Regions from separate parts of the Homo sapiens genome. Here region 1 is linked to region 2. A link is a contact called in ENCODE Hi-C or POLR2A ChIA-PET data. All regions are on one chromosome and are shown on one strand. The core of a region is the stretch at or near the end of the contact, and the rest is flanking DNA. Distances in the headings are between cores, read along the strand shown. Region 1 holds the start of PGR (progesterone receptor). Region 2 overlaps PGR (progesterone receptor).

Region 1 (4,376 bases), core at 1-2,500, 96 kb after region 2:
ACCCGGACCGGCTCATGAGCGGGGACAACACCCGCTGGGTGGCGGGGGCAGCCGGTGGATCTTCGGGAAGTTCGGGGCCAAACAGGCACCAAGAGCTGGTGACCTCGCAGGCGGGAGGGCTGGGTTGGCTCTGCCCGGGACCTGAGGGCGCCAACAGAGTGTCCAAGACACTGTCCAGCAGTCCGCTGTCCTTTTCTGGGGGACTAGAACTGCTGCCTCCAGCACCCCTTGTAGCTTCAGCTCTGGAATATGCGCCCTCCACGTCCGACAGCGACTGCTGGTCCTGCGTCTTTTCGTCGGAGGGGTCCTGTCCCTGGCAGGGCCGAGGGAAGAGTAGCCCGTCCAGGGAGATAGGTATGGCCGAAACTTCAGGCAAGGTGTCCGAGGTCTGGCTCCCCGGGAACGGACCTGCGGCTGGGCGACACAGCAGTGGGGATCCGACCTCGGGGGAGGGCGGGCCGCCCGCCACGTGGGGAGCCCGGGGACCCTTTGCCTTCAGCTCAGTCATGACGACTGGACTCCCCTTTTCTCCTCCCCCGTCTCCAGGAGGAGGGAAAAGGGAAGGAGGAGGGGGTTTCGGGAATATAGGGGCAGAGGGAGGAGAAAGTGGGTGTTGAATGTGGCTGGACCGGAGGGATCTCCACCTCCTGGGTCGGGGGCGGGGGAGGGCGGCGCTGGTCAGCTCCTGCCCTTGGCCTCCATCCTGTCGTCAGGGGAACTGTGGCTGTCGTTTGTCCCAGCGAGCGGCAAGTGGGGAGCGCAAGAAAAAGTAGTAATTGTTAGGAGATCTCGTCTCCTAACTCGGGGAGTTCTCCAAGAGAGTTCTCCAACTTCTGTCCGAGGACTGGAGACGCAGAGTACTCACAAGTCCGGCACTTGAGTGGCTGCGGCTGCGACGGCAATTTAGTGACACGCGGCTCCTTTATCTCCCGACTTTTTCTCTGGCATCAAACTCGTGCATGCTGTGAAGCTCTCAGTCCCTCGCTGAGTTCCACTGCCCCCTCACTAAAACCCTGGGGCTAGTCGGACCTCTCGGTACAGCCCATTCCCAGGAAGGGTCGGACTTCTGCTGGCTCCGTACTGCGGGCGACAGTCATCTCCGAAGATCTCAGATCCCAGTAGTGCGGGAGCACTAGCCGCCTCGGGTTGTAGATTTCACTCAAATGACAAGTGAAGCTAGTTCTCATTGAGAATGCCACCCACACGCACAAATACAACAAGGCTTACCCCGATTAGTGACAGCTGTGGACTGGCCAGACAGCTTTCTAACAACGCCTCCTCCTCTAGGGAGGCCCCGCCCAAAGCCCCTCCCTACCCCAATTACCGGTAGGATCTGAAACTCTGGAGTTGGCATTTCCACCCGTTATTCTGAATGCTACTCTCAATAGCAGGTTCTTTGGGATGGAACCTCATAAGCATATTACGTTTTGTTTTGCAAATTAAGAATTATGCCCTATCTAATTGGAAAAATGAATAGATTCTATCAGAAGTAGAATTTTTGTCACCATTTTAAGATTTCAGTTTTGTAAAGATTTAACACAGAGGAAGACATTTGGCTACATTATCTTTTAAAATAATAAATGTATCAAGGACGATACTAAATAAGAGATTCTCTCCCTTATGAGTTCCATAAAAGTGAATGCTTTCAAGTTTCTCCTGCTGCGACCAACATGTCCTGCTCCTCTTGAGTATCCTCAGCGTGACAAAGAAATTTGGGAGTGGGAGATGGTAACACCTCTGTATCTATGATGGAAGTTTGGATGTTGTGTGCCACACTTCGATTTGTCTTAAGGAATGTGTTCCAATTTTTAGTAAATAGCACTTTAAGGAAAGTTTCCTTTAGCTCCAGCTTATACAGTGTGCTACATCATAACATCCTCAGTAGAGATGTTGAACAGTACTTTTTACCCTAAATATTCTTAGTCTGAAAAGTAATTATCTTTGAGCTTATAAAATGGATCCCCGCTAAATTCATGAAGTCAGTAGAAAAAGGGAAGAATATTGCAATATATATTTTAGATACACAGTCATAAACTGTATTTGACCCAAGACCATTGGGTATTTTAACATCATCTTAAATATACCTTGTTCAAAACAGAGTGAATGATTTGCAAATTTTCTTGTAGGACCTCAAGGTCTAGCTGTGCTAATGACTCATAGTTTATCTCAACCATGTATAAAGAATGCAGAAGACTCCAGAAGGTGGGGGAGCCACTAGAGGTAAGGAGCCTGGACCCCTCGATCATCTGGGGAGGGGCTATATGAGTGAGAAACAAACCTTTATCATGTTAGGTTACTAGGATTTGGAGTTGGTTGTTCTAGTAAATAGTTTACTCTGATTAATTTTAGATATGTGGAAGTTAGGCAGATAGAGGAAAGGTAAAGAGAATTCTGGGAAGCAGGTATAGAATGTTCACCGGGCATCAAATGGCAGGATATAATATGGCAACTGCAAGGGGACCATTATGAATAGAACAGGAGCAAGTGTGGGCACAGAAGTATATGAGACTAGAGAAGTAAACTAATTTATTAATATCATTATTGTTGTTTTCAGGCTTTCTCTTTCCAGCCTATCTTAAAACAGTTACCATGCTTTATTGAGGTGTAATTCCAGTATCATACAGCTCACTCAAAGTATCAGTTCATTGATTTTTCATGTACTCAGAGTTGTGCAACCATCAGCACTATTAATTTTGTAACATGAGTATGACTCTAAAATCTCAATACCCACTAGCAGTTATTCCACATTTCCGCCTAAATCTCCCAGCAGCCACTAATATGCTTTTTGTACCTGTGATTTGGCTATTTTGGATCAAGGTTCATCCATGTTCCACATGAATCAGTACTTCACTCCTTCACTCCTTTTTATTGACAAATAATATTTCATTGTATGGATAAACCACATTTTATTTATCCATCTCTATCAGTTGTTGGACATTTGGGTTGTTTACACCTTTTGGCTACCATGAAAAATCCTGCTAATGAACATTCATGTACAAGTTTTTGTGCAGCGTATATTTTCCTTTCTCCTGGATATATGCATAGGAGTGGAATTGCTGGTTCATATGGCAACTCTAGGTGTGGTCTTTGGAGTAACTGCCAGACTATGGTTCAAATGATTGTACTTCTTACATTTCCACCAGCAGTGAATAAGGGTCCTAGTTTCTTCACATCTTTGACAACATTTTTTATCTGTCTTTTTTGTTATAGCCCCCCAAGTGTGTGAAGTGGTATCTCACTGATTTATTTATATTTTCCTGATGGCTAATGCCACACAGTGTATAGAATTTGTAAAATCAGGACAGCATTGCCAGGTAGTCTTGTAAGCCTTTTACCTGTGTTAACTGTAATCCTTCAACAGTCTCACAAAATAGGTACTGTTATCCCAATTTCATAGTTGGGAAAACTGAGGCACAAGGTTACCCAGTATTATAAAGTTAAGTACTGTAACCCAAACCCAAGACATCAAATGACAGCCTTCTTAGGAGTGTGATTTTAAATGTCAGATGCCATATAATTTGATTTTCCGGTCGCTGCTGTAAAATTGGCACTTGGCCTCATTTTAAATCTGACAAACTATATTTGGCTTGATTTTGGTTGGTTATAATAATTCCCTTGTCAGAATGTCTGGGGAGGTTGTTTCCAAAAGATTGAAAATCTTGAAGTGGGAAAACAACAATAAAGATGTCCAGCATGTCCTAAATCACCATTATTCCATAAATTTTGATGCTGGGTGATTAGCATTTTTGGCACAGGAACTTCCCAAATGTATGAATCTTTGAATGAACAAAATTCACTGATTAAATTCAGGTGTGATGGGGCTAACTTCAAATATTCCTGAAGACTGTTTTTGGAGAAGAGGATTTAAATGTGGAAGTATTTTTTCTATAGTTTGGGGAAAAAAACCACTTTATCAAGATATAGTTGTCATATAATAAGCTGCATATATTTAAATTGTATAATTTGTTGTTAGACCTGTGAAACTAAAATGATAAACATACCCTTTGCCTCCAAAAGTTTCCTCATGCCATTTTTTAAATCCCTTCATACTGTTCTGTCCCATCCCCTTCCCCTAGTACTAATCACCACTTTCTGGCAAGCCACTAATCTGCTTTCTGTCACCAAATATTAGGTTTTTAAAAATATTTATATCTGATTTATTAAACATTAAATTATACATTTGCATATGCCTTTTAGGTCTGTTTGCTTTAGATGTTTTATTAATAGATTTTACTTTTGGGAAACGATTTTGGATTTACAGAAAAATTGAGCAGATAATATAGAGAATGCTCATATATCATTTGTACAATTTTCTCTGTTAGCATTTTAAATTAATAGGGTACATTTGTTACAATTAATGAACTAATACTGATAAA
Region 2 (4,801 bases), core at 2,096-4,595:
TGAAAGTTGAAGGAGGTGAGATTCAGACAAGTAAAGGGAAGTCCAGGAAGATCAAGCCTTTTATGCTTGCCTGTAAAGTCTGCAACATCTTAGAGAAGCTTGGATTTAGTGTGGTGGCAGCTGAGTGGAGGCTTAGCAGGCAGTGGTAAGCCATGGCTCTCCTGAAGGGGCAAGGTGACTCCACAGCAGGGCCAGATGAGAAAAGAGCTGGGCCTATGAGGAATGTGCTAAGCCAGCAAGAAATGGAAGTTAGCAAAGTCCCAGCACTCTGCAGTGCTGAAGCTGAAAGAATAGATAAATTCACAAGCCAAAGACTTAAATATGAGATGATAGCAACGGGGGTCTATGACCAGGCATAACTAACAAGGGACTGGTGTATGGCCAGTGAGGACCTGGAGAAAGAAACCTCCTTCCCACAGCTACCATGTACATACAGTAAGCTTCTGCCTTCCCAGCTGCTGTCTGGTTAGTGGAACTAACAATTTCCTTGATGGAAATTGAATAAGGTAATCCAAAAAGAAGGCTCTTTTAGATGAAAAAACATGGATAGATTATTAAGCGCCAAGTTTTCTCTTCAACCTACTGCTCACCAGTGCTCCCTCCTCAGCTCCAAGGCTGTGGAGGGCTCATGAAGTCACAATGTTCTACTGAGAATTTAGCTTTTTTTTTTTTTTTGGAGTGGGTATACCATTTTGTAATTCCACTTGATAATGGCATCTGATTATTTGATCATGACATCATTATTTGTATACAATGCAGCAAGAATTTTGTTTTTAATGTAGGCTTTTAAATGGGCTTTGATGGAACTTGGTTCCATAGAAGGAATCCCAGATAAGGCTTTTTAAAAGCCGAGCCCAGCCATGGATTCATACCATCAAATACCTATGAGTTAGGTGAATTCCTCTCGAGGTTCCAAGAATCTATACAAAGAATGTGTTTATTTTGTATGGGTTCAGCACAACTCAGTTCCTCTTTCTCATTTTCTGAAACTTGAACTGCTCTAGTCTTACCCGTGTGTATAGACCTGGACTTTGAGGTTGGACAGACATGCAAAGGTAGGGATATAGGTGGAGTGGTACAGATTGTTTGGACAGATAGAATTCTGGGACTTGGGAAAACTAAGTTTTGTAGTTTTTGGTTTCCTGATGAAAAATTTGTAATTTCAACACATAAGCAAAATAATTAGACATCTGGCCTTGTGTTTGACAATTTATATGGTGTATTTCATCTCCTTTCGTCAGTCCTGTCAATGTTCCTATGTTATATCTTCCAAAACCCTTCTGGAAAATTAGAGAGGAGGTCATGATCACCTACAATTCTTCATGTTTATGATCATCATTTTCACCAAAATAGTGCAACTTCCTCAAAAATGTTCTCCCTGCTTCCAGGATTAGTCATCTCCAACTTTATTCTCCATATTCCAGTGGGAGTCTTCTAAAATATTCATATGAATTGTGCTGCTTTCCTGTTTACAACAGAATCAAGTCTACACTCTTTAACATGGTGTACAAGGCCACTGATTATCTAGACCTGGCTTTCTTCTTCAGTCTCATCATCCATCCCCACCCCACATTCTCTCTCCCCATCAGGTTTGTGCAAATGTTGTTTGGGATACTCTTCTCTCTTTGGAATCCCTCCTGTTTGGAATACTCTTCTCTTCTTGCCTTTGGCATCTCCTCACCACGCACGTTCTGCTAATTCCTAAACTGCTTATAGATTGTGGCTTAGCTTTGACTTTTTTCAGGATGCCTCTGCTAACCCCTAAATTCAAGGTAGGTGCTCCTCTTAGGTGCTCCAATAGTTCCCTGTACTTCCTCCAGCATAAGCATTCACAGTACAATATTGTAGCTATCTGTTTACCTGTCTTTATTCCCCATCCAACTCTAAGCTCGGAGAAGACGGGAACACTGGTAATCTCCACAATCTAGCAGAGTGACTGGCATACAGCACAGTAAAGGCTTCACAGCTAGTTGCTGAGGAATAAAATGATGCCTAAAGTAAGACTTTTCAACAAAAAATAATTAATTTAATGTTTTAGAGAGCCCTCCATGTAACTTTTGTAAATCATATTTAATCCTCTCAAAATACAAAGAACTTTGATATTTTCTTCTGTTTCTTTCAAATTTCAGTAAAAAGGCTTTAACTTAAACCCTTTGTGCTGATTTTTCTTATAAACATGCACAACTCAGAAAAGTTAAAATACACAGAATACTAAGATCAAAAGGAGATACTTTACTGGCTAAAGTGAAGAATTCTAAAGTCTGCCATGTGAAAATCTCTTCCTATCCCTAATCATAGCAAATTCAGGGCTTACTAGTTTAGGCAAATTCTGGAAAGTATTTCTACCTTATGGAGAACAAGCAGAGCCACATCTCTGTTTCAACAAGAATATGGTATGTTTGTATTAACTCTCCACATACCTTTTTTGGTTATTCTCATGAATTTTAAAGCCCTTAGAAAAAGATAACTTAATTGTATGTAATATATTATGACCCCAAAGCTCTGGATCTTAACCTAGTTTAGGAAAGCTATGATAGAAGTCCATTGACTAACTATTATTTAAAAAGCAATGACATTTTATACTATCAAGTTAAGGCTGCACAAAATATATCAAATCTGTGTGGATATAATTGTTATTCATGCTGCTCAGCAGCTTTCATTGATATGTCTTTGAATAACAAAACATTAAGAAAACACAATAACTATTTCTTAATAGAAGTACAGTTTGGTGGATAGATACTTCAAGGTATAGACTTTTCTGGGGGAGGAGAAAATAAAAGGTATTTTTAGTGGCAAAAAGCTTGAAACCACTGCTGTCTAAAATAATTCATAACAGTAAAAATGCAGATTAGTAAACGTCATAGACAAAGAGATCAGAAACTTAACATATAACTGACAAGACAAAAACATTTAACTGGGCTTCATTTAGAATAATTTATATCTGATAAATTGAATACATCAGGATTTGATGTATTAAGAGCAATTTCAAAAGATAATAAAAATAAGCTATAGCATATGTCCTGAAAACTATTTACAATACCATTTAAATATTTTATTCATATCTATCCGAATATTGACCAGGACACTAATGCCACACTGCAGAGTTAATAATCTGTGCATTTTCTTTACCGTAATGGACAGAGTATGCTTTCTTAGCTGCCTGATTCACATTTCTCTAAAAATGCTTTATCGGTTAAAGCTTTCAACCAGCTTAAAAATAATGCCTCTCCCATGTCTCCATGAGTGGAAAAAAAGCAAACAAACCTGTGTTTAACAATAAGGTCAGCATGACATACAGCAACAAGAGCCAGTAAATCGAAAATGAGGCTGACATTCTGGGACTAGGCCAGCAGTCCTGCAACAGTCTTCCAGACTCCACAGCTGCATAAGGCTGCGGACAAGCTTGGGCGCAGCCCCTGTGCCTGTGACCTGAGCTCTGCCTTGGAATGAGGTCAACTCCAAGGAGGAGAACAAACCCCTTGGTGTTTTTCTTTGCTTTGGTTATAGGATATTCAGAGAAGGTATGTATTGAATAATTTCTGCCATGAACAGCTGCTGTGTTTAACTTACTACCAACACCCCCAAATTCTTAAATTTTCTCCAGTGACAGGGTGGACAAATTATTGAAGAAAACTGTTCTTTCCTGCTTCTTTTCAGCTTTTAAGGCCACATTGATTCTAGGCCGAACTTTAGAAGTGTAGGTTCTATTAGCTCCAGCTAACTGATGGTCTGTAAGGCCTTCTTTCCTAAGTTTATTAATAAATAGGGATGTGATCCAACCTGAACTCAATAATCTAGGCCCAGTTCAGCTTGGATTCATCTTATGGATGTTGACTAATCTGGCTTGGATTATATTTTATAATATGGGTGAAGAGTCAGTTGTTTTACTGCTTTTTGTTCAATTTTGTATTTAGTAAGGACCATAGAGTGTGGAATAATGGTACATTAAATAGTCCACAGATGCTAGGGAGAAACAGAGATTGTTGTTTTCACTCAGCCATGAATAAGAAAAAAAGAAACCACAAAACCTAGGTGATGTTCTTTTCATTAAAATGATTTCATGACTTAGTGAAGTAAGGATAAGCAATTTAGGACTTGGTGAACTTTTGCTAGACTATCTGGCTATGTATTTTCTGTAAAATTTTAAGAGATGTAGAAATTTCCCACATCCAATGGCTATTGAACAGGCATACTTTGGGAAAAACAAACTTATGCCATTACTTGTCTCCTTGTCCACTTCACTTTATCAGTGGGGACCACAGTTGTTGAGCTATTGAATACAAAAATAGAGTATCTTTAAATTTGAAAAAAAATGTATGTTTTGGCAAGTTTTGAATGCTTCTTATGCACATGGCTCTGGAGTTGTAAAAGTTTTTAAAATGATTCATATTCTATCCTGACTTCTGATGTGTGAAGGATAAGTATGGATGAGAGAAACTGCTCAGGTATTCACAGCAAAAACTAAAAATGTAATAGCCATCCTTCCAAAGCAATAAAAGACAGATTAAAGCAGACATAGATTTCTTGTGGGCATTTTATATCATAACCTTCTTAGGGATAGGGATGTTTTTTGGGTTGATGACTTCATTGTAATTTCTAAACCCATTGTTCCCTTTTGTGGAATTGCTGCCATAGTAAAAATAATTTGAGCATGGGTTTTTGGAGGGGCTGTGTTCTAGTCAGGCTCTCTGTTCTAAAAAGACACTTAAAAATGTTAAAATCAGTGTCATTATTTTAAAATGTCTACAATGGAAGAGTGATAGGCTCTTTAGAACTTTGATAAAACAGGCCCTAAACTCAA

Evidence for each region. A loop is a pair of places that touch in the nucleus more often than their neighbours do. ChIA-PET counts read pairs that join two places held with the same protein, here RNA polymerase II (POLR2A). Pooled maps may share reads with other maps.
Region 1: a map of heart left ventricle shows a loop between it and region 2 (5-fold over the local background). The contact joins the promoter of PGR here to the enhancer-like site in region 2. A Hi-C loop is called at or near these places in 20 of 168 maps with a recorded cell type or tissue (K562, Right ventricle myocardium inferior, Right ventricle myocardium superior and 8 more) and 13 of 50 pooled maps. POLR2A ChIA-PET finds 5 or more read pairs at or near these places in 1 of 52 experiments (IMR-90).

What each region holds. Positions count from the first base shown.
Region 1 is chr11:101,128,563-101,132,938 of GRCh38, forward strand. It overlaps PGR (progesterone receptor), which reads right to left and starts at 1,251. Exons shown (of 8, transcript NM_000926.4): 1 at 1-1,251. The coding sequence starts at 508. It also overlaps PGR-AS1.
Region 2 is chr11:101,030,931-101,035,731 of GRCh38, forward strand. It overlaps PGR (progesterone receptor), which reads right to left. Exons shown (of 8, transcript NM_000926.4): 8 at 1-4,801. Among named protein-coding and RNA genes, the nearest start is that of PGR, 96 kb to the right of the region's middle. Within about 2 kb of position 3,346, at least 8 of the 41 ENCODE cell types and tissues checked have a DNase peak (open chromatin) inside an H3K27ac peak, as active enhancers do; they include heart left ventricle, heart right ventricle and ovary, where a contact is called at or near this core.